3 separate regions of the Homo sapiens genome follow, and regions 1 and 2 are each linked to region 3. Evidence: chromatin loops called from intact Hi-C (ENCODE). Cell type or tissue: mammary epithelial cell. All regions are shown on one strand. Each heading gives the region's core, and the rest is flanking DNA. Links, peaks and the distances in the headings are about the cores only.

The links. Peaks named below come from ENCODE experiments on the same cell type or tissue, not always from the same donor. Only the 100,000 strongest peaks of a DNase experiment are listed, where the experiment ranks them.
Region 1: a loop joins it to region 3, with 5 times the contacts of the local background. A loop is called at or near these places in 8 of 110 quality-filtered maps.
Region 2: a loop joins it to region 3, with 5 times the contacts of the local background. A loop is called at or near these places in 3 of 110 quality-filtered maps.

The regions. Positions count from the first base shown.
Region 1 is chr9:90,982,580-90,988,874 of GRCh38, forward strand. No RefSeq gene overlaps it. Among named protein-coding and RNA genes, the nearest start is that of LINC02957, 11 kb to the right of the region's middle. In mammary epithelial cell, for the core only: a CTCF peak has its summit at 2,826; DNase peaks (open chromatin) are centred at 2,862, 3,242 and 5,182; H3K27ac peaks cover 1,300 bases.
Region 2 is chr9:91,162,100-91,168,394 of GRCh38, forward strand. LINC02937 (long intergenic non-protein coding RNA 2937) reads right to left here and starts at 1,181. Exons shown (of 6, transcript NR_184105.1): 1 at 906-1,181. The region is part of intron 2 of LINC00484 (long intergenic non-protein coding RNA 484); the gene reads left to right. RefSeq lists enhancers at 1,141-1,190, 2,588-2,882. In mammary epithelial cell, for the core only: no CTCF peak of the experiment used is centred there; a DNase peak (open chromatin) is centred at 2,772; H3K27ac peaks cover 576 bases.
Region 3 is chr9:90,911,608-90,917,902 of GRCh38, forward strand. No RefSeq gene overlaps it. Among named protein-coding and RNA genes, the nearest start is that of LINC02957, 82 kb to the right of the region's middle. RefSeq lists a silencer at 3,403-3,552. In mammary epithelial cell, for the core only: CTCF peaks have their summits at 3,477 (motif pointing right) and 4,267; DNase peaks (open chromatin) are centred at 3,484 and 4,964.

The DNA of each region.
Region 1 (6,295 bases), core at 375-5,374, 70 kb after region 3:
TGATATACTCATATGATCCAATATTATTCAGCTCTTTAAAATAATAAGGAAGAGGCTACAGACTAACATGGAAAACAATCTCCAAGCTATATTTTTAAAAAGATAAGTATAAAACATTATGTACTATGTGATCTAATACATGTAAAAAATGATCCAAGTATATGCACATGTACAGGTTTATTAAGGCAGAAGAAAATACTTGAAGGCTTCATAGCCAGAACCATTTCCAAAAAGTGAATTTTTATTCTGTTTCCTGGTCTGTGGCTTGGATCTTTACAATGAGACTGTATTGCTTGTCTGTGGCTCCTTTGTTTTTTCATTTTTCAAGAGTAGGGGAAAGTTGAGGAAGGCCCATGATTTATCTTTCTTATGACTCTTTAATTTAATAATTTAAAATTATTCATACCATTTTTAAATACAGTCTTAGTCATCTCCATCGTCGTTGTCATCATCATCCAGGTTTGCAGTCATGGAGCACCCTTCCGTGCATGGGACATGTTACATATGTCATGTCTGATGCCCATCACCATTCTGCAAAGGGGATATTGTTATCTCTTTTTTTTTTTAGATGGAGTCTTACTCTGCTGCCCAGGCTGGAGTGCAGTGGTGTGATCTTGGCTCACTGAAACCTCCACCTCCCAAGTTCAAGAGATTCTTCTGCCTCAGCCTCCTGAGTAGCTGGGATTACAGGTATGCACCACCACACCTGGCTAATTTCTGTATTTTTAGTAGAGATGGGGTTTCACCATGTTGGCCAGGCTGGTCTCGAACTCCTGGCCTCAAATGATCTGCCCACCTTGGCCTCCCAAAGTGATGGGATTACAGGCATGAGCCACCTCATTTGTCCTTTTGATAGACAAATAATCTGGGACTCAGGGATGTTATACAACCGCCAAAAGCAGAGCAGGGATGGAGCCATTGTTGGGCTCCTACTTCTCTCTCCACCCCCTGGTGGCTTTCAGGAGACATATCCTGAGTAGGACCCTTTCAGAGGCCCTGCCCTCCCACGGGACACATTCAGGATGCTCCCACACCCCTGGCTGTCATTGCACCATGTCCACACTGGAGCTGACATCTGCAAGGGCATCCGGCCAGCCAGGCCTTCCCCTGGGTACTCTGAAGTCAAGTTGGCCATAGGATGCCAGCAGGAACACCACCATCTTCATATACTTATATATACATGTATACACACACATATACATACATGTACAAACACACAGATACACTCACCTATATATACATGTTTTTGATAGAAACTCAGCTTCTCTGGGCACCAAAAGCAATCATGCTGAATGGAATTGGACATAGGCAAAATTGTGAAGAATAATAAGGCCTCCTCGTATTTTCCTCTCATTTCCCATTCAGCACATAGTGTTATTTGATGTAGGCTGAGCATCAAATCGCATCATGGGCAGGGAATGCAGGTATGGGAGGACTCCTGGATGGACTGGACCAGGTATTCCTCCAGCCCTCCCACCCCATTCTTCTGTGCAGGGTGCTTACCAATGCACCACCCCTGGCATTTATAAAAGCAAACAGTGTGTTCTGGCTAGAATCCTCCCCTTCTCTGTTTAGCCACATGCTTCTCCCCTCCCTTGCTTTGCCTTCAGGAGTCAGTGCAGGCTGACCGCCTGTGCCCAGATGCAGCACTCAGTCTGTCTAAGGTTCCAAGGCTGACTGCACTTCCTCCCTCCTCCCAGCCTGTTGCCCTTCATGCCTTTCCCTGGGCTACCTCCCACCTCCACCCTCCCAAGAAAAACTACCTCCCTCCTTACACACTGACGACAGGTAGTGGCTTCAAGTTGTCCTCATCTTATAATATATATGTAATATATACTTGAAACTTTCCATAGCCAAACCCAGGAAATTCTGGTACTAATGGGTACCCATGAAATCCAGAAGAAGGGACTATTTGTGGGAAAGTGAGCCTTTTGGTCCCCAGTGCTATCCGTTCTCTCTTTTGATATGTGTAATTGCTGTTTTAATGTCATACAGTTAAAATGAGCATGCACAAAGTAAAATGTCATCAAAATCCTCCCATGAAGTGGCTCCCTGCAGCTCATGGACTTAAAGGTGAAAATACACACTTACTCGTCTCCAAAGCCAGTTGTTAGGAATCTTTCTTAGAGATCCCATTTTCATAGGAATTCCAGAATCTCATTTATTTATAGCTGTCCTGCATCAACAATGAATACATTGAATACAACTGGAAGTGCCAATTCCTTCCTGAGTTTAAAATTTATACTGGTGTCTAGTAAATGGCTCTCAGAGAACTTCCTTGGGTTCCAATCATTAAGGGGTGCCAATGAATCATCCAAGATCAAGAAAGAGAGAAAACACTACTGCTACACCTCCTTTTAGAAACAGCATGGGGGGGCCAGGCACGGTGGCTCACGCCTGTAATCCCAGCACTTTGGGAGGCCGAGGCCAGCGGGTCACCTGAGGTCAGGAGTTCCAGACGAGCCAGGGCAACATGGTGAAACCCCGTTTCTACTAAAAATACAAAACTTAGCCAGGCATGGTGGTGCATGCCTGTAATCCCAGCTACTTGGGAAGCTGAGGGAGGAGAATCACTTCAACCCGGGAGGCAGAGATTGCAGTGAGCTGAGATCATGCGACTGTACTCCAGGCTGGGTGACAGAGCGAGACACCATCTCAAAAAAAAAAAAAAAAGAACATGGGGTTTCATCTGGAAGGATGGTTCTTGTCAGCGGATGTGGGAGCCATGTGAGTGTAGAGAGGAATGGAGAGTGAGGATGTAGAGCTCGTACGTGCTCCACACCTACCAGTGTGAGGCCAAGCAGCCCTGCTCTAGACCTCACAGTAGGAGGAGCTGTGGGTCCAGCAGAGGGTTCCTTTCCCTGCCGTCCCCGGAGATCTGAACCTTTCTCTAGATAGTCATACATACTGGACAAATAGGGCAAGATCTTCTACTACGAAGATGTATGTGGTCCAACACATAGCCCAGATTTACGTGGCCTGTCGATGCACACACTAACCCTTGCTGCTATTAGCTCTCCTCCCTAATAGGTAAGAGCACTGATTTTTCCTTAAGCGTGCTATTCTGGAAAAATCTACATGATGCCTGCTCTGGTCTGGCCATGTGACAGTTCTTCCAGAGGGACTTATATGTTCCTGTGGGTTCTGGGACTGGAAACACCTTATCTTGGGAGATGTCTCACACTTAAGTTGAGCAAATGATTTCCCTTCTCGGCTTTTTCACGGTGGATTCACAGGCACATGGTTTCTGTCTGAATGTGTAGAAAACAATTATCTCATCTCATCCACTCACTGTCCTGACTGTCAGAACCTGCCCTTACAAGTCCCAAATCCAGCTGTGTTTCTTCTTCAGTTACAAAAGGAAGTAGAAGATGATCTATTTTAAACTGCCATGGGGAAAACACAATGGGAATCAACAATTCAATTTTTCTTTAACTTTGTTAAGAGAAACTCATTTTTATCAAGCCGTATTGGGAATATAAAAGTAGAAGCTAGAAGGGAAGCAGTGTTGCCTATAATTTGTGTCTGGTCCTGAACATATGCTTTCTTATTTCTTGCACCCGTTTAACCCAGCACAAATCTTATGTATTTCCTACATCATTCATTGTTTTGTGCTTGAAAAAATATTTTTCTCTACATTCATCTTTCTCTGTGGGCTTCCTATTCCTTGACACTCTTTTTGACATCAGAGTCAACTTCCTCCTCAACCTGTCCAAATATTCTCTGACTTATTATTGAATGACTGCATTGGCACTCACCAGATTAGAGTAATTTCCAAGCTAATAATTACACTGGGCAGAGCCACAGACACACACAATCTCACACACACACTCACACACACACACACACACGTGTCTCCAGGCATCCCCTGCAGCCTTTGGCTTCACACATACCACATCATAATGCTGCTGGGAATGGGGAGGTTCCTCCGCTAGGTCCATCGAAGCACCCAGATTAAAATATGGTGACCATTTTATTATTTTATCAGACCAGAAAGGAGAAGCCACGGCCCTTAAAATATAGGTGCCCTTAAAGGAAAATTGAATGAATAATTTTAAGCTGAATACGAGTGTGGAAATCCAAGTTACATGATAACCGCTGGCCTGATGTTCTCATGGCACAGTCTTGATTAATACTTTTTAGCCTACTGCTATATGTTTACTGAACCCCTCAGGACAACTTTAATTGGTTCTGAAAAAGCCTGAATATGCCACATTATTCTAGAAGATGACAGTAACAGGTTGGGTGACCTGTGAAGCAGATTCGCAATCAAAATGAATGATTGTTTGTATTTTAAGCCTCTGAGTCTGGGTGTTTGTTATGCAGAAGTACTGAGGTCTGGGACATCCCTGTGAGCTCCCCATCTTCCTATTCCAGCAGGGTATTTTCTGTTAGCCCAATCCTGTTTCTTTCTTAGGCCATCAACCTCCACAAGATCACAGAGCACAGTGAGAGATAATCTATGTTATACACCCAGGAGGTCCAAAAATTTGGTTCCAAAACTTCCTACTAATGTAGAAAAGCATAAGGAACCTTGGCTCCATATAACCATCAATTTAATGCACATTTCAAAATAATTTCAAATGGTAATTTCAAAATAATATATACCAATATTTTTAATATATTACTATGATATATTATGTACTAATATGTTAATAATTAATATAAATGATAACAACATTTAATATGGAAACTTCCCCTGAAGCTCATGACAGAAAATCATACTAGTCCTTGTCTCCTGGCAGGAAATAAGGAAATAAATGTAGAGTATCTAGATTGAATCTGAACCAAGTATAATATATCACGCAACTGCTGGCATCTGATGCATATGTTGGCATAACTTGAAGACATGATAGTCTTTCTCAAATGAATAATTATCTCTGGTTTAACAGGGCCTATTTCATCCAGTTAGCAGTCCTTATATGCAAAAGGATGAAGATACTGGACAGGACAAGCCCCCTGTGATGAGGGCTGCAGGAATGTCATAAAATCTTCTCCCTTACATGTGTGTGGACTTGCTGTGGGTGGCATGAATAACCATGGCATGATAGTGATAAGTATATAAAATAAAGGGAAAATTCAATGGTCATTACTTGTTTTCTTCCCTCCTCTACCTGCAGAAACAGCACCACAGTTGCTTGGGAACATTTCCAGCAACTCTCCAGAACTGATGGAAGATCAGATACGAGGTAGTTGGCAGGCAATGACTAACTAGCTGTTGCAGTTAAGAAGAGGTATAAAACCCTTCTGGTTGGTAGGCCCACACTCTCCATAATGACCTGATCCTCTGTGTGTTTATATAATGGGAAACCCAGGAAGAAAATGCTCTGTTCTCATCAACGTGTGTCTGAATTGTTACTCTTCAGTTTATTTCCATTATTTCCTAACTCTCAGAACGGGAGTATATCCCTGCGACTGAAGAAATAACATTTCTCAAGGAACACTACAGTGGCCTGTATTTTCCAAAGATGACACCAACAATATGTTCCCAATCCACAGATTCTCCTGCAATGTGACGGTCAGACCCTTTGACCACTTTGTCCAATAGAACACAGCAGAGAGAATGCTGTTCCACTCGTGGTTGTCCTTAACAGGTCTGGGAACTTTCACTTCCTGCTTTGTGAAAGCCAAGCGCCATGAAAGAGGTATGGCGATCTGAAGACCACCAACCTGTGAGTAGTCCAGGTTCCACTGACAGGCCCTGAAGGATGAGGATGTCACGTGGAGAGGGAAAAGCAAGGAGCAGCATCAAGTGACAGTCCTAGCCAGGCAGAGCAGAGAAGAACCACCCCAGACAAGCCCCTGAAATATTTCAGACACACAAAATCATGAGTTTTAAGCCATTACTGGCTTGTTGAGGTTCCTATGACTCAGCAATAGATAACTAAAACAGGTTCCAGTGTTTATCCCAGTTTTGCCCAATCCCAATCTTCACTGAAGGATGCCATTTGACCATCAATTAGTCGCTGTGTCCTCTAAGGAAGCATGCAGACAGCAAGTTTGTGGTGTTTACTAAAGAAACACTCTATGTTTGACCCATTGCACTGGACACAGATGGCTGCCTTGAGAGTCAGGGCTCCTATGGTACATATGTCTTTATTTTATAAGCAGGATGACCATATTTTCTGAACCACAGACCCAGGAATGTGGTTTGACAATTATAAATGCAATCAGGAGGCAAGAAGACCGAATATTTTAAATCAGCACTACCCCAGAAAATACGGAAATTATACTGGTTGTGCTTACTGTCTGTCGTGTTTTATAAATAAACCTTAGACAATCTACGTACCCTTCA
Region 2 (6,295 bases), core at 794-5,793, 250 kb after region 3:
CATGTCCTTGTCTGGGCGGCCTCCCAGGCTCAAATTGCTGCCTGAGAACAGGTGGCAGAACATTCCTGAATATTTAACCCTTGGCTCGCAAGAGTGCAGGAATGACAGTTCTGTGCCTGAGGAAAAGATTCGTGTCACTCGCACCTCACTTAGGACAACTCGTGCTTTACAGAAATTTACTAATGTTAAAGAATGATTTGTGGTTTCTTTGCTCAAATACAGGAAACTGACTTTTCTCAAAAATGAACTCTCCCTACCAATCTGCACCATGAAATTATTTCAGCAAACAAAAAATAATGGTTGCCCATCACCGCACACTGCGTGTGACTCAGCCATCACTCACAGGCAAAGAAGGGTGTTCTCTCCTCTCCCTGTCAGTTACTAATTCTCTGTAAATGACCATTTGACATCCTGGCCGGGGAGGATTCAGATCAGAGATGACTTCCCCACTGCCACAAAGTATGGTTCTGGGAAGGACAACCAGCCCCAAGGCCACGAAGATTCTGAAAAAGTTTCTTCTCATTTGAAGTCCAGTATTTCCTCGGCCCCATTTTTCTGTTAAACAATCCTTTTCCCTTGGAGATTGCTAAAGCTTAGCTCCAGGGCCAGCCTAAGCTCCAGCAGAACTGGGAGCGTCTCCTGTGTCTACATAGCTCCCTTCCCTCCTGCCTTCCTACTATCAAAGGAGAAACAGCGTGTAATTTGATTTTTTCCCCTTCTCCTCACTTGCCATACTGTGTTCTTTGCCTGGGCCTGTGCCTCTCCTTGCAGAGGCTGTGGACAGGAGCACCGAGAGCCACTTCCTGGAGCATGCTCCCCACCCCCGCAGCCTGTGGCTTCAGCCTCTGCTTCTGCAGACAGCGGTGGAGGAAGTCAGGACTGTCCCTTCTGACCTGAACACCTACCTCCAAGTCCTCCCTGTCGCCACAGAGACCCGGCAATGCAAGTGAGTCCTGTTTGACCTCGTCAATCATCGCAGACTGTAAAGGTGACTCGGATGCTCAAGAAACGAGCATACCCAGCAGTGGGCCCCAGACTTCTCGCAGGCCCAGGTCCTCCTGGGTGCACAGAGACCTACCAGACAACGGTCCGGCTGCACTGGTGTTGTGAGATGCCTGTGTCAGAAGACACTGAGTTCCTCACTCGCCTCCTATCATGCCGATGATCACAGGAGAAAGAGCAGGGCACATGCATGCCAGCATGCTGAAGGGAGGCCAAAACCCATGCTTGAAAACCACAGGTCCTGTTCTAGGAGCAGGAGATATATTTAGCCAAGCAGGATGTTTGTGGGTAAACCAACATTTTGCTGTAAATAAAATTCTGCAAACTCGGGACTTTGAGAATTGCAGAAGCTTACTTTGCCTGCGTATTGGCAAGAGAGCTATTTTCCTAACACAAGCTCACCATGACCCTCATTCAGAGATGCGCTTGACGCCGAGGGTGGTGCCTTTTCGCTAAGGGGTGCTGTCAGGGGATTGAGTAGGAGCCTGAAGAGCTAGGAGTATCTTCTCCCTGGGCAGACCAGCAGGCAGACCCTGTCCCTTCACACTACAGTGGCACGTGATGGGCCCCACTGCCCACCTGGTTCTGGTGTCCAGGCTGAAGTCCTCGTGTGACACTCCAAACTGTTCTGGCAAGGAAGGCTCACGGGTTCTGACCTACACTCTGAAACTGACCAGTAGTGATAAACTCCGCATGGACTTCAGCCATCATTGCGTACGTAAGAAATACGTGTTGCACACAGAGTGCTTCTCTACATTCCCAGGTTTGCCACTCCCCGACTTTTGCTGAAGCAGGTTTCTACTCCATCAGTCCCACAGATGTGTTCACAGGGCCAGCACTGAGTGTGGTGCTGGGGAAGGCATGTGCTTGGAGGCAGCCCTGTGAGATGGCACAGCCTAGGGGAGGAGTCGTGGTGGGGAAGACCCTGGCCACGCATGATAGAGGAAGCGTGGCCACACAGTCTTTGCTGTCCCTGCCACAGCATGGTGCTGTAAGTCTCCTCCTTCCGAGTCTGTGCAGACTTATGTGACACATTTGACCCAACAGAAATGCAGCATTTGTGGTGTGTGAAAGTTCCAGACCAGGCCACAGCGAGCTCCGTGGCTTCGGCTGTGTCTCCTGGAGCACTTGCTCTCAGGACCCCCTCTCTCAGAGCCCAGGCACCACGCCGTGAGAGAGCCCCAGCCACAGAGACAGGCTACGTGTAGGTGCTTTCATCAAAGTGCCACCTGTGCCTCCCCGCAGCAGTGTCAGGCCACCAGCTTGGACAGGCAGCTCCAGCCTCCAGTGGAGGCTTCAGAGGACAGCATCAAACAGCATCCACAAAGGAGACCCACCTTGTGAAAAGCGCCTAGCCAAGCCCTGCCCAAATCCCTGGCCTGTGCAATTGTGAGCAAAGCAATTCAATTTGGAGTGGTTTTATGCTGCAGTAGGTGACCAAAGCACTATGGAAGTGAATATCAGGAGCCCCTCACTGGGATGTCAGAAGACATTCAAGGAAGGTTTCCTGGAAGATTTAGTACCTCAGGTGGTACAGGAGAAGGTGAGATGGAGAGAAAGCAACCCCAGTCTGAAGACGCAGTGGTAAGAAAGGGTCATTCCCCTGGGCATGTGTGGTCTGCTGGGGGATGACAGCCGAGGTGAACTTGAAGCAGAGGACACTCAGACAAGCTGCACTCTGAATCCCGCTACGCTGACCGCAGCACTTGCTGAAGAAGCCGCCTCGCCACGCCCAAGCCCTGCAGAGGGAAGGACTGAGGAAGGCAGCTCAGAGGCCTCAGGCAGCCACAGTGTGCATGCTTGTCTATGACTCACAGCTACGACGTGGCCTGTGCTGCTGCAGCTGCTGATAAGCCTCAAACCTCATATACCACTCTCTTCCGAGGATTTTTTAAATACACAAAACTGGGAGTGAGAGGGGTATTTAATTCCCCTACTAACACATGTTGGGCGCAGCTGGAGCAGCCAGGCCCACTGTAGCTGGGAAGATGCGGTGCCTTGAGGTGCAGGCACTGCTCACTGCCACATGTGAGCACAGGTTCTGAGGGTGAAAGGTCCCTGGTATCTGGCCAGAGTGTTAGACTCTGGAACATAAGAAGCCCCCGAGGTGGTGGAGAAGGTCTAGCCAGGCTCCAGACTGGCTTCACAGAGGTAATGCTTTTTGGTTTGAAATCCGTAAGAGCGCACTACAACTTCAGGGCAAGCTCCAACAGTGCTTCTCAAACTTTAATGAGCACCCAAATCATCAGGGGGCGCGGGGGCAGTGGGTCGCTTACTAAAATGAAGATTCTGCATCAGGAGGTCTGGGGCGGTGACACGATTCTGTGTTTCTAACACGTTCCTGGGTGAGGCTGAAGCCACTAGTCCATGAAGCACACTTTGAGTAGCAAGAATGTGGAGGAACTGTCCCAGGATGGGCCATGATTTACCTGAATTCTCACAGTGGCTTAGACAATGGAGACCTTGTCCACAACTAAAAAATAAAAATAAAATCGAACCACACTCATTGTTCCAGGAAACAGCAATAACATTGGAAATAAATCAAATGGTTTATTACTGAGATTGTATTATCAGAGCTATATATTAATTTTTTTTTCTTTCTTTCTTTTTTCCTTTTTTGAGACAGGGTCTCACTCTGTCACCCAGGCTGGAGTGCAGTGGCATGGTCACTGCTCACTGCAGCCTCGAGTTTTCGGGCTCAGGTGATCCTCCCACCTCAGCCTCCCGAGTAGCTGGGACTACAGGCATGCACCACCACATCCAGCTAATTTTTTGTACTTTTAGTAGAGATGAGGTCTTGCCATGTTGCCCAGGCTGGTCTCAAACTCCTGGGCTCAAGTGATTCGCCCACCTCAGGCTTTCAAAGTGCTGGGATTACAGGTGTGAGCTATACCCCCCCACCCCACCCACCTGTATATTCATTTTCTATAACTGTGTAACAAATAATAAATTCCTATTACTGTATAACAGACTTAATAGCTTAAAACAACACCCATTTATGGTCTCATAATTCTGCAGGTCAGAAGTCCAGGCGGGTTTAATGGGGTTTTCTGCTTGGAGTCTCACAAGGCCAATGTCAAGGTCTCCTATCTGGAGGTTTGGGGAAAAAAATCTACCTCCAAGTTTAATCTGGTTGTTGGGCAAATTCACTTCCTTGCAGTCCCCTGAAATCCTCATTTTCTTGCTGGCTGTCAGCCAGGGGTTGCTCTCGGTAACAGGGACCTCCCAGGGCCTCCTCCATCTCAAAGCCAGCAACAGAGACTCCACCCTGGTGTCAAATCTAACTCCGGCTCTGTTACCAGCCAGAGAAAACTCTGCTTTTAAAGAACTTGGCCGGGTGCCGTGGCTCACACCTGTAATCCCAGCACTTTGGGAGGCAGAGGCAGGCGGATCACCTGAGGTCAGCACTTTGAGACCAGCCCGGCCAACATGATGAAACCCCGTCTCTACTAAAAAATACAAAAATTAGCCAGGCACAGTGGCAGGTGCCTGTAATCCCAACTACTCAGGAAGCTGAGGCAGGAGAATAGCTTCAACCTGGAGGCAGAGGTTGCAGTGAGCCGAGATTGCCCCATTGCCCAGCCTGGGCGATAGAGCGAGACTCTGTCTCAAAAATAAATAAATAAATAAATAAGAACTCATATTAGGCCCCACCCCAGATAATCTTCCAATTTTTAGATCAGACAATTAGTGACCTTAATTATATCTGAAAGAGTCTTTTGCCATACAAGATAACATAATCATGCGAATAACGCCAGGGGGCTTGGTTCTGGTTCCAGGGCCACCTTAGATTTCTGCCCTCCATAAGTGGGAAATGGGTGCCTTAGGCAAAAACTGCCCGATAAGAATGCAACAACCATTACACAACTAAAGTGGGTGATCTTCAATGACATAATCAGAAAAGAACCTGAGATCAGTTTCTCACTCAACAGGATTTATGGAGAGAGGCCAACAAAAAGTAAGGCCTCGATTTAGCAAACTGAACTAAAAGCCAAGTCTAATTTGCATTCTTTAGAATGCTTGGGGTCAGCCGGGAGTCTCTCCCATTAGAATGCCTGGGGTGGCCCAGGTGTCTCTATCATTAGACTGCCCGGGCTCGGCCGGGAGATTCCTAGAACACACTGGGTCAAGCAAAATAACAACAAACAAACAAAAACCTTTAGAAACATTTATTTTATGTTCACTGAAAACACTTCATCGCGGCAGCAACTTCAATTATTTAGTATTTTGCACCTCCAAGGCAAAATTTCATAAACAAACAGGTGATGTTTCTTAGAAAACGAACTGTTTATATTTAGCATTATTTTCTTTCTCTCATGCCAGTTTCCTGGAGGGCATCTCTCACACCAATTTCCTAGAGGGAAAAGTTTACCTGCAAAGCTAGAAGGGGCTTAATGCCAACATTCCCTGATGCACCCAGTGAGAACATGAAGAGATGTGGATTTCCTCTCCTTCCCTTATTAATTGTTTTGTGCCATTTAGAGCAAATTTGATGCATAAAACTCTAATTCAAAAGAAAATGAGTTTTTACTTTACCAAAAGTGTAAACCTTTTTGGCTGGGAGCGGTGGCTCACGCCTGTAATCCCAGCACTTTGGGAGGCCGAGGCGGGTGGATCACGAGGTCAGGAGATCAAGACCGCCGTGGCTAACACGGTGAAACCCCGTCTCTACTAAAAATACTAAAAAAAATTAGCCAGGCATGGTGGTGGGTGCCTGTAGTCCCAGCTACTCGGGAGGCTGAGGCAGGAGAATGGCGTGAACCCGGGAGGTGGAGCTTGCAGTGAGCGGAGATCACGCCACTGCACTCCAGCCTGGGCAACAGAGCGAGACTCCGTCTCAAAAAAAAAAAGAGTAAATCGTTTTGTAAAATTTCTAGGAATTATTCTCAGCCTAAAACAGTGAGTTGTATACAGTTTCTATTAATTGAGGTTTGAAATGTACACGCATAGTAGCACAGTGGGTGAAATGACTGATCTGAAGTGTGCCACTCACTGAATCTGCTCATGTATACGTTCACGTGAGCACCACTCAGCTTCCCCAGATTTCCTTGCTATCCATCCCAGTCTATAATTACCCCCAACCAGAGGCAAGGCAGCGTTTTAGAAACTTTATTGAGGGTATGATTTCTGTCCAGTAAATTGTGTCCACTTCAAGCTTCCAGTCCAGTGAGTTTGACTATGTGCACACTCAGGTCACAAACCAAGGTCACAATCAGGAGGCAACACACCTTCATCACCCACAAGGGACACACCTTGGTCACCTTTGCCTCATCTCCCACCACCCTGGACACCA
Region 3 (6,295 bases), core at 877-5,876:
AGGCACTGGGCACTCACCTGTGAAAGTCCATGAGGCTGGCTCCTGGTTCTGGGCTGTGGCCTGGCAGCTGTCTAAAGCCCCTGGGCAAGTCAAATGAGCAGCTGGTTTGAGACCCAGGGCCTTCAGGAGGGAGACACTTCCAGGGGTTCAGGTGGTAAGCACTCCAGTTCTGTGGGGCCTGCACCTCCTCCAGTCTGGGGCCATTTGTAAGAATAGACAAATGTGAATATACCACCACTCAGGAAGCTGCAGGAGAGAGGTTGCGGCTCAACGGCCTGTGGCCAAAATGCCTCACTTATTCTCAAATATATAGAGCCCCACCTCCAGCAGAAGCACCCCTGTCAACCCTGGCCTCTGGCAGGAGGTCCAGCCTATGACGTGATGCTGCAAGTTGGTTTAACATCTCACCAGAAGAAGTCTGACCAGAGCCTGAAGCTGAGGGGAGCCCAGCGTGGCACCACGTCTCCCGCTCCAGCGCCGTCCCTCTGGCCACCAGCCCAGGTCACAAGCACCAAATATATATTCATGTGATCATACATCCTAGGAAGAGGCAGAAGAGGGCCCCCAGCCTGAGTGCTTTTAGCTGTACAATAACCCTCCCATAGCCATGAGGCAGGGCCACTGGGAGGAGCACTCAGGACTGAGCCGAAAACGTTCCTGGGTTCTCCCAGAGCCTGAGGGGGGGTCTGCTCATTAGGGCCCTGAATTCTTCTGGTGAGATGTTAAACCACCTTGTAGCATTACGTCATAGGCTGGACCTCCTGCCAGAGGCCGGGGTTGATGGGGGTGCTTCTGCTGGAGATGGGGCTGTGCAGGTGTGTACAGCTGTGCACATCTTGGGCCACCTGGGGCAACTCTGCTGGATCACATTAGCTCCAGAGCCCCTGTGAGGGTATCCAAAGCTTCTGTTCACTTCTGCTGTGGCAGGCATGGACGCCAGGGGCTGTCCTGGATGAACCCCTGATCTCCACTGCCTCCCAGAGCCAGCTTCCCAGGACCAGCTGCCACAAGCTGCTTCCAGCTCTGTGGGGGGAGCTGGACGCTCACCCATTTTGTGCTGTGTGCTGTGCGTTGCAGTTGGGCGTTGACTGTTGCTGGGTTAGAGGGCACATATCCTCACTGAAAATGATAGCAGCTGCCTAACTGTCCCCAGGACACCGCCATCAGTCCACAAGAGCACCCAGCCCCATGCCCTCCTGCTCTCTCCACCACTTGGGGTCCGCTGAGGCCCAAGAGAGGAGAAGAAACAACTGTCTGCCACTACAGACACCCAAGCCTGCAGGGTCAGAGTCACACACAGGTAGGAGGGGAGGGCAGTGCAGCCCCTGGCTCTGTGTACAGCGGTGTGGAAGTGGGGGGTGTTGGGAGAGGACCCAGCCAGAACTCACTGTCCCGACACCTCAGTCCTGGTAGTAGCAGCTCAGCAGAGCCACCTTAGCAATGGAGCTCAGGAGGGCATGATCTCAGAGCCAGGGGCCTGGGCCACCCGCCCTGCCACTCTCTCCTGGGTGACCCCAGCTGCCTGGTCCCTGCCTGCAGGGCGTGGGGAGCATCACCCACGTGTGTAGCCAAGACTTGCTCATCTCTGGCCTGTCGAGATGACCAGGTCACTGCAAGGCAGGTGGGAGAATTCCAGGTGCAAACATTGTACTCGAAGTGTCCTATCCCTCTGCCATTGTTTACCTCTGCCTAGTGGTGTTGGGGCTGAGAAACACTGGCCTGTGAGGATGTCTGAATTCAGAGACTCTGATTCAGCCAATCTCAGCCATGGCTAATTAGCATCAATAAATGTGTCTTATTGTGGGTCTTTCCTGACGACTTTCAAACCAGCCAGTCTGGCAGGACACCATGCCACTTCCCTCCAGAGCAGACCAAGCCCCTGTTTTCTCCCCCAGCCCCAACTTCAAGCCTGCATGGGCCCCAGGGTGCCCATCGTCAGCCAGAGAATCAGGATCTTCCGAGTCACCTGACTTTCATCTCTTAGCAGCTGTATAACATCCTAGATGTCCCCTCATAACCACTCTCCTCGGTGGCTGGGACAGGTGCCCAGAAGTCACCTGGATGGGGGTGGGGGATCTCTCTTAGAAGCCAGATTCCTCCCCCTCCATGCTCGGGAACTGCCCCACCCCATGCAGACTCCATGGGCTTTTCAGGGACAGGACCCATGAAGCTGCCCACATGGAGGCATGGAGCTGTGCTGGGACCCGGGGAGGCCAGGAGGGCAATGCTGGGCTCTGAGACTGCCCTGCTGTCTGCTGAAAAACCTGGTGGTCCCTGTGAAAACAACACCCGACGCCCAACGTGAGACCGTTCCTGGGGAATGGGCAGGTGAAAGGCACAGGTGGGTGTTTCCCAAAGTCCCTGCTCAAAAAACAGTGACAGAATGAGGGTCATATCTGCCCAGGGCCATGTCCCAACCAGCTTCCGCTCCCTGGGGGTCAGACCTGTCTGTGTAGGTTTGTCCAGACAGACTGGTAGAAAGATCAGGCCAGGTCCAGCTGGCATGTTCTGGCTCTGTCCTCTAACCCTGCAAGGCCAGGGTACCCCAAGGTGGGCAGCTATAATCCCAGAGCTGCCCCCACCACACAAGCCCCATGGACGGAGCTGCATCGCTAAGTCCCACTCCACCCATGTTGCCTGGTGCCGTGGGGAGGAGCAAAGGAGATGCTGTCCCTGAAGTCTGACCAGAGCCTGAAGCTGAGGGAAGCCCGGCGTGGCACCACGTCTCCCGCTCCAGTGCCGTCCCTCTGGCCACCAGCCCAGGTCACAGGCATCCAGCAACAACTGCAGCATGGACTCTGGGTCTGTTGGATGTGGGCATGGCTGCTGGCTCACTGCTAAGTCAGGGAAGCACCACGTGGCCCACGCTGTGGGCCCCTCCAAAGCCACTGTGTTCCAGCCCAGTGCCCAGCCCCAAGTACCGTGTTATAATGAGCGGCGACTGACGTGACCCAAGGCAGCCTCCCATCCAGAGCTCCTGGGCCCAGGATGTGAATCTCAATCCCTGATGAGTGCTTATTCCTGAAGCCCCAAGGTAAGACAAGGGACCCTGAGCTCTGGGGTTTCACCGTGTAGACCCCCCAGGGCTGGGGTTTACATAAAGAATGGCCATCCTCAGGGTAGTTCCTCAAGTAAGCAGTAGTGGCAAATACTGCCCACTGCTGCTGCACTCTCTCTCACTTCGGGGGGTTAATTTCCTTGGTTTGGGAATTAAATTGGCTTGCCAATTTTAAAAGGCAAACATTACCAGAAGGACAGAGGGAAGGAAAAAGAAGGGAAAGGACAAGAAGTGGGGGTTGGCCATGGAGCCATGTCCCTGACATGGGGTGGGAAGGCCTGGCCAGAGTGCTGCTCTCCAGGGCAGGAAGGAGGCAGCTTGCAGGGTGCCTCTCCGCACGGGGACGGCCCACTTGGGGCAGACAACTGAGAGTTGGACTGCACAGCAGCTCAGGGCTACTTCTCAAGTGCCCACTAGATGGCAGCCAACACCTGGGCATGAGCTGGTCCCAGCCATCCACCTGGCAGGAAAGGGACAGGCTACCTACCTCCTAGGTTATGCCTATTTTTATGAAAGTGGAAGAGACACCAACTGCATGCACAATTGGAATCGCGTTTCAACAGGTACAGAAATAATGTATTAAGTGATTTATATTCAAAATAAGTGACTGGCAAATGACTGCTCTATTCAGAGAACCCATATCTAATCTTTGAGATCACAGTGTTGTCCAGCAGAGGGGATTGGAATGAGTTTCTCTAACTCCACTTGCTAAAGGTCAGCTTGGTGTGGACTTGTTCTGTTAGTTTGACATTGAAATGCAGTCATTTTGGAGTCTTTGGTCTCCGAAGGTGGGATGTAGCGTGCTTTAGCTAGAAGGGAGCCTTCGCCCAGGCCTGCTAGCCTCCAGCCTGGAGTCCTTGGGCTGTTGGGAACTGAAGGACTCGTCACACTTTTCCCGGAGGCATTCCGGATGACAGGAGTGCTCAGGTTCCCCACCTGGAGCTTGCTAGTCCAGGCTTTGATTAAGGGAGATGTGAAAACAAAGTAATGAATTTATGTACTGCTGAATCAATATGGTGTGGAGGGACCCTACCTTACAGAATGTAGGGTCCAAAGAGGTGACAAAAGAATCTCAGATCTAATCCAGCCTCTGCTTTCCAGGTGAGGACAGTTAATTTTCAAAAATCTGCAATGGACTGAGAGCAGGGATCCCGTCACCACCTGCTCTGAGCTCCACTGTAGTCCCGGCCTAGCCTTCTAGCACCTTCCCAGGGGGGGCGCCATCGGCAGTCTTGAGTAGATCCCACTTCAGGGCTGGCTCACAGCTTTTCTTGATTTCCAGACGTGAAGCAAAGCCAAAGGTGAGCCACTTTCTTGACACATCCAAAAGAAATTTTGAGGAATGTCAAAAGGAGTGACTGGCGGTCCTTCCTGGGTGGTAAGAAGCTATGTATTTCTTTTTTTTCTTTTTCTTTTTTTTTTTTTTTTGAGACTGGGTCTCACTCTGTTGCCCAGGCTAGAGTGCAGTAGTGCGATCTAAGCTCACTGCAACCTCCGCCTCCTGGGTTCAAGCAATTCTCCTGCTCAGTCTCCTGAATAGCTAGGATTACAGGTGCATGCCATCACATCCAACTAATTTTTTATATTTTTGGTAGAGACGGGGTTTCATCACATTGGCCAGGCTGGTCTTGAAATCCTGACCTCGTGATCCGCCCCCGCTCGGCCTCCCAAAGTGCTGGGATTACAGAGAAGCTATGTATTCCTACGCATGTATTCTCACTGCCTTTCAGCTAACTGACAAGGCGGCCTATGGACAGCACCAAACAGAGGTAAGGGACTTACCTGGGCACATTACTGTGAAGCCAAACATGTTGCTCAATATGTCAAATAACCAGCTCCCCATAGTTCTTCTGGGAAGTTCCCATCCATGCCCAGGGAGATGACTCTGGGACATAAACTATACACTCTGAATCAGCCTCCAATCGATGGTGTTGTTTGTCCCATAGCCACGACTCACTGGTCCGGGAATCAGGCAGTGGAAATGGGAGATACACCACTCACCATCACCCCTAGTGAGCCACTGGCAACATTTTTGCTTCCTGTTCCCACAACTTTATGCCCTGCTAGCCTAAATGTCTTAGCTCCAGAGGGAAGAATGCTTCCACCAGGAGATGCAACAATGATTCCATAATTTCTACAACTTCCACAACTTCCAACTGGAAATGAAGACTGTCATCCAGCCATTGTGGGCTCTTCGTGTCTCTGAGTCAACAGGCCAAGAAGAGAATGATATTGCTGGCTGGGGTGATTGATCTTGACTATCAAAGGGAAATTGGATTGCTGCTCCACAATGGAAGTAAGGAAGAGTATGTCTAGAACATAGGAAATTCCTTAGGGCGTCTCTTAGTATTACTATGCCTTGTGATTAAGCTCAATGGAAAATTCAGGAATGAAGGTTTGGGTCACTGCACCAGGTAAAAACTCATAACCACCTGAGGGGCTTGCTGAAGGCAAAGGGAATACAGAATGCGTCGGTGGAATAAAGTGGTTATAGATACTTACTGTGGCCATGTGACCAGTTACAGAAACCAGGACTGTAACTGTTATGAGTACTTTCTCCCTGTTTTGTTAAGAATACATTTGTGTGTATGCAAAGTAAGCAAATATCTTTTTTTCTTTCCTCTCTTATTCCCTTATCCTGTAACACACAATACATTGACTTTATATGAATACTTAAGTATTGTCAATCTTACATTATAGTATTTAAATTATGAGATATCAAGGAGAAGAGTAAACATCACCGAAGGCCCTTGCCTTCTCTTGTGGGGAAGGGATTAGTGAGTTTTGGGTTGTATGCAAGATAGGCAGATAGCATGACATTGGTATTGTCTTTATTTGAAGATTAGCATAGTTTAAGAAGATGCCTTTTGGTGTTAAGTTGACAAGAAGTGGACTTATGATGGTTAATTTTATGTGTCAACTTGCCTGGGCTAAGGAATGCCCAGATAGCTGGTAAAACGTTGTTTCTGTGTGTGTCTGTTAGGGCATTTTGTGAAGAGATGAGCATTTCCATCAGTAGACTAAGAAGATCCACTCTCACCAATGTGGGTAGGCACCATCCAATCTGCTGAGGGCCTGGATAGAGCCAAAGGGCAGAAGAAGGGCAAATCCGCTCTCTCTGCTTGAGCTGATATATCCATCTTCTGCCCTCGGACACTGGTGCTTCTGGTTCTAGAGCCTTTGGATTCTAACTGGGACTCACACCATCAGCTCGTCCGGTTATCAGGCCTTTGGACT